2 separate regions of the Homo sapiens genome follow, and region 1 is linked to region 2. Evidence: read pairs that join two places in POLR2A ChIA-PET (ENCODE). Cell type or tissue: PC-9. All regions are shown on one strand. Links, peaks and the distances in the headings refer to the core of each region. The heading gives the core; the rest is flanking DNA.

Region 1 (2,908 bases), core at 227-2,726, 310 kb before region 2:
AGGGGATGAACTCTTCCTAAGGTGACCCAGCTAAGAAGTGGCAGGGTGGGGATTTCAATCCTGAGCTCCTGGTCGTTGGTCACCCCAGCTGTGGGCCCTGTGGCTGGAGAAAAACTAGACCCTGCACCTGCTGTGGGCCATCAGAGTCAGTGGAGGTCAGAGCCTGAGTGTGAGGAATCTCTGAATCGGCACATGAGAAGGTCAACAGGTGAGACAAGTGAGGAGTTAAGGGGCGGGGGTGGAGGAATTGGGTAAGGTGCCCCCAACTGTCCCCAGGATTGGTCTCTCCTCCTTCAGCAGCCCCACCCCCAATCTCCTCCAATTCCCAGCCTTTTGCTCCAGTCCTTATGGAAAGTTCTTCCTGCACTTGACTCTTCCATAGTCCAGGCCCCATGGAGGGATTTCCCCGGTCAGTGCCCTGTGAGGGGAGTCAGGAGTGGGTGATGTCAGCCACTGAGGAATCTCTGGGGTGACGGGGGAGACACACTCTGGCCATGAGGAGTTCTGGGCTGATGAGGGAAGGCACAGGGAGTGGACAGACTTGAGTGGGTTCTGCCTCTTCCCCTGACTGCCTCGGGGGTGTTGGGCCTCTGTCCCCTTATCTCTGGGATGGGCATAATGTCAGCCAGGAATGGGTTGCCAGGTTGACGCAGGCCTGTCCCCTGAGGTCCCTCAACAAGTGGTGGCCTCCTTTCCCCTGCGTGCCTCCCCTTGATCTTGGAGGGCTGCTGATCAGACCAGGGAGCCACCGTGGGATGTTTTGCCCTCAGTGAGCAGCCAGTGTGAGAGTCCTAAAAATGGCCCACAAAGGGGACACTTGCCTCTTGGCACTAATGGCTCAGCCACTCGGTGATGAACTGCAGTTCCTGCATAACTCAGTCCTCCCACACTGAGAGGCATCCACAAAGGCCACTGGCTGCTTCGCACGCCCCCCCTTTCACTGTGCCCAGCCAACTCCTCATCCTGCAGGAGTCAGCTGAAAGCTCCCTCCCCACAAGAAGCTTCTCCAATGCTCCGCAGGCTGGGTTAGAGCCCCCGTCTAGGTCCTCATGTCATTCCTTCATCCCTCTATCCCCATACACAGTCATCCATTCATCTAACAAACACTTATGAGTGTTGAATATGGGCCAGGTTCTGAGCTAGGCCAGGAACACAACCCTGAGTAAGAGTAATCATAGCTGACACTCGTATTGCACTTACAGCGTGCCAAGCATCCCTCTTTTGTATCAGCTTGTTTCATCCTTTCCCCAACCCTAGGAGGGAGAAACTGTGATGATCCACATTTTACAGTTGGGAAAACTGAGGCCGAGGGAGCTTAAGTAATTTGCCTGAATTCTCACGGCTTAGCCAGGACTTGGACCCAGGTAGTGTGCTCCTATATCCGCTGCACCATTCCAGCTCCCAACAGGGAGGGAGACAGACGCGTCCCCACCCTCCAGAGCTCGCTGTCCTGGAGAAGACAATTATAGAACTAGGCAATTGCAGGCAATTACAGAATGAGGGGAGGGGACCCTGAGAGTACACAGAGGGGCTGCCTAGCCCAGGGGGCCAGAGAAGGCTTCCGAGGAAGTGATACCTACCCTAAGACCTGAAAGACAGCAATGTGGTTTTTAGAAAAATCGCTGTGGCTGTCTGTGTGGGATCAGACAGGAAATGGCAGGACTGGAGGCAGGGACAGCTTTTTGACTGGTCTGTCACCCCACAAGTCTCTCATTCATTCAACAGCTATTTACTGAACCCCTATTGTGGGGCCAGGCAGGTCTTAAGGGCAGTGAGCAAAGCAGAAAAAATCTTGCCCTCCTGGAACTTACCCTCCAGGGAGGGGAAATAGGCAAGAAACAAAATGAATAAATATCTCATACTATTTGACAATAACTGCTGGGGAGATGGGATGGGTTGCAATGTTAGACAGAAATACGGGAGGCCTCATAAAAAAGCTGGCATTTGGGAGGCTGAGGCAGGCGGATTACAAGGTCAGGAGATTGAGACCGTCCTGGCTAACACGGTGAAACCCCGTCTCTACTAAAAATACAAAAAATTAGCCGGGCGTGGTTGCAGGCGCCTGTAGTCCCAGCTACTCGGGAGGCTGAGGCAGGAGAATGGCCTGAACCCGGGAGGCAGAGCTTGCAGTGAGCCGAGATCGTGCCACTGCACTCCAGCCTGGGGGACAGAGCGAAACTCCATCTCAAAAAAAAAAAAAAGCTGGCATTTGTGGCCTGGTGCAGTGGCTCACATCTGTCATCTCAGCAATTTGGGAGGCCAAAGTGTGCAGATCACTTGAGGCCAAGAGTTCGAGACCAGCCTGGCCAACAAAGCAAGACCCCATCTCTACTAAAAATACAAAAACTAGCCCGGCGTGGTGGCGCACGCCTGTAATCCCAGCTACTTGGGAGGTTGAGACATGAGAATTGCTTGAAGCTGGGAGGTGGAGATTGCAGTGAGCCGAGATTACGCCACTACACTCCAGCCTGGGTGACAGAGCGAGTCTGCCTCAAAAAACAAAACAAAACAAAACAAAAAAAACTCTGGCATTTGTGTAAATTTCTGAGAAAGTGAGGGAGTGAGTGAAGAAGTATATTTCTAGGGGAAAATCGCTCCAGGCAAGAGGAACAGCCGGGCCACAGGTTCTGAGGCAGGAGTGTGCCTGCCACGTGATTGGTACGCTCTGACCTTGTTTTCACAGCACGACTCAGGCTGCAGGGAAGAGGCCGGCTGTAGGGTCAGGGACAGCAGCAGGGAGCCCTGCTGGGCCAGGCTGTAGTGCAAGTGAGCCACTGCGGTGGCTGGGACCAGGATGGCAGGGGTGGGATGAATAGAAGTAGTTGGATTCTGGGTATATTTTAAGCCAGGGCAAATTGACAGATTTGCTGATAGATTAGATGTGAGGTCCGGCCTGCACCACAGACAG
Region 2 (2,908 bases), core at 121-2,620:
GCCCTTGCAACTTAAAGGACATTTACTGTAACCAAGACGGCGGGGAGGCAATGCAGCCACATCTGATTAACACAACTGAATAGGGCTCACAGAGCCCTGGGTAAGAGCATGGGCTTTGGAGCTGGAGAGTTAGGGTGGACAAGAAACATCTGCGTGCCTGCCTCCCAGAACACTGGTTTGATTCAGTACTGTTACTTTTGACAGGACTCATTCATTGCTTCTGCAGACATTTATTGAGTACCTACTACATGCCAGCATTGAGGGCCTGGAGCTGCTGTTTTTATGACTGCAAAATAAGTAGGTGGCCCTGCTGGACTTTCCTAAACTCACCTAGCTTAGCCGGTCTTACTGCCTCCTCCGTGTTCTGCATCAGGTCTCTGAGTGTCCCTTCTCCTTGAGCAGTAAATGCCACCTACAATCCAAGGCATGGAGGACAGCCGTCTATACCGCCTTTCACTTCTCAAATAGGAAAACCTACTCTCTCCCTGATGATCTTCCACCCCCTTCAACCCTCCCTGGCTTAGTGCCCTGGGGTGACTTTCAGCCTAGTAGGTGTTAGGCTTCTGCATGGCGGTGGGCATCGGCTGTGTCTCATCCCTGCAGATGTATGGATTCCTGCGGTCCCTGGGGCTGGGCTCAGGAAAATGCAAGTGCCAAGACCCCAGTTGGAGTGGAATGAAATTTACCAGGGACTTTCTCAGATACTTTCCAAGCCAGTGGCTTTTTTTTTTCTTCTTTTGACAGCGTTTCGCTCTTGTTGCCCAGGCTGGAGTGCAGTGGTGCAATCTCAGCTCACTGCAACCTCCACCTCCCAGGTTCAAGTGATTCTCCTGCCTCAGTCTCCCAAGTAGCTGGGATTACAGGAGCGCAGCAACTGCCCAACTAATTTTTGTATTTTCAGTAGAGACAGGATTTCTCCACGTTGCCCAGGCTGGTCTCAAACTCCTGACCTCAGGTGATCCGCCTGCCTCGGCCTCCCAAAGTGCTGGGATTACAGGCATGAGCCACTGTGCCTGGCTGCAACTCCATCTTGAATAGGGACTGGGTAAAATGAAGCTGAGACCTACTGGGCTGCATTCCCAGGAGGTTAGGCATTCTTAGTCACAGGATGAGATGGGCGGGGGTAGCTGAAGATACAGGTCACAAAGACCTTGCTGATAAAACAGGCTATGGTAAAGAAGCTGGCCAAAGCCCACAAAAACCAAGATGGTGATGAAAGTGACCTCCCATTGTCCTCATTGCTCATTAGGCACTAATTATAATATATTAGCATGCTAAAAGGCACTCCCACCAGCGCCATGACTATTTATAAATGCCATGGCAACATCAGGAAGTTACCATATATGGTCTAAAAAAGGGAGGAACCCTCAGTTCAGGGAATTGCCCACCCCTTCCCTGGAAAACTCATGAATAATCCATCCCTTGTTTAGCATATGGTCAAGAAATAACTGTAAGTATATTCAGTCAAGCAGCCCAGGCTGCTGTTCTGCCTATGGAGTAGCCATTCTTTATTCCTTTACTTTCTCAATAAACTTACTTTCACTTTATGGACTCGCCCCAAATTCTTTCTTGTGTAAGGTCCAATGAACTTTCTCATGGGATCTGGATTGGGACCCCTTTCTGGGAACAAAAGGAGCAAACAGCTGCTCTCCTACAGCCAGTTCATGACTTCTGACAGGGTCCATCCTGGGGGTCCATCCCAGCCTCCCCCAGATAGGAACAGAAGCCACAATCCTTGCCCCAGGCAGTTCCTCATAGAGTGACTAAACAGAGGCTACAGGCCCTTCCTTTCTACTCCCAATATTTGTTTCCCACGCCTGCATCTTAACTGTTTGCAGCTGTCTTCCATTTGACAATTACAAGCAATGTAAATGCAGATCCAGGTCGGGTTTATCTCTGAAATCTCCAGGGCCTAATCCACTACTTGGATTTCTGTAGCGGTTCAACAGTGGCTCACTGAATGAACAAATGAATGAATGGTAAGTCCTGTCCAGTGGCTGGTTCATTGTACCAGGGACCCTGATGATAAGGAGGAAGAGGCGAAGTTGTTCAAGGTTACAGCAAAGCTCAGAGCAGAACAGAAGCTGACCTTCCCAACCTCAAGGCCTGAAGTAGCCTTTCCCAGTTGGTCTGCACCCTTTAAAAGCCCTCAAATGCATTTTCTCCTCCAGATCAAGTTACTTCAGAGGCAAACCAATTCTCTTGTTAAGTAAAAAGAATGTGAAAAGATTACGTATTGATTGCCTTCCTCCCTGGGTTTTACAGATAAAGCCCCCCTACCTGGGCTCTGCACAGAGCACTGATGGGCCAAGTGGCAGCTTGACGGTAAGTCCAGGGGCCAGCACTTTGAATGGTGTGATTTTAGTGCTTTGGAAATCTCTGCCTCGTGCTGATGGCTTTATACGTTGGCATTTCCGCTCCCTGAGTTTTAAAGAATAAGAAATCTGTGGCTGATCACATATTCAGCAACCAAGTGTACTTATTTGAAGACCCAAATTGCAGAAATAACTCATGTGATTAGTTGAATGAATATGAGTCTGGATCATCAAGCTCAATCTATGGATAAATCGGGAAGAGATAACTGGGCCAAGTGGAGGGCAAGCCCTCCCCATTCTGTCTCTTCTGCTGGACCAAGACATTCCCTGCAAGGCAACTAAGGTGGGAATCCTACAGCCCCTGCTGCTTGGAGATGGTATGCCCTATTCTGCCTGTGTACTGGAACCAGCCACACCCTGTTCCCCATGGCACAGGCAGCTGGAACTCTGATTATCCCCAAAGGACAGAGCCACTGACAAACAGCCAGGCCTAGTAGGGTCATGAGAGGAGGGCTCTGCTCTTACCTCTGGGCCACAAGCCTGTCTTAAGTGCTTGCAGGTGAGTAGTCTGTGCAAAACAGGTGGCCCGCTTC

The links. ChIA-PET counts read pairs that join two places held together with the same protein. Peaks named below come from ENCODE experiments on the same cell type or tissue, not always from the same donor. Only the 100,000 strongest peaks of a DNase experiment are listed, where the experiment ranks them.
Region 1: POLR2A ChIA-PET joins it to region 2 with 8 read pairs; 1 of 35 experiments calls an interaction of 5 or more read pairs at or near these places.

Annotation. Positions count from the first base shown.
Region 1 is chr1:26,018,617-26,021,524 of GRCh38, reverse strand. No RefSeq gene overlaps it. Among named protein-coding and RNA genes, the nearest start is that of EXTL1, 1.7 kb to the left of the region's middle. In PC-9, for the core only: no CTCF peak of the experiment used is centred there; a DNase peak (open chromatin) is centred at 1,684.
Region 2 is chr1:25,706,714-25,709,621 of GRCh38, reverse strand. The region is part of intron 2 of MAN1C1 (mannosidase alpha class 1C member 1); the gene reads right to left. Among named protein-coding and RNA genes, the nearest start is that of MAN1C1, 91 kb to the right of the region's middle. RefSeq lists enhancers at 73-1,048, 1,049-2,024, 2,025-2,908. In PC-9, for the core only: no CTCF peak of the experiment used is centred there; DNase peaks (open chromatin) are centred at 1,121 and 1,801; H3K4me3 peaks cover 686 bases; H3K27ac peaks cover 1,956 bases.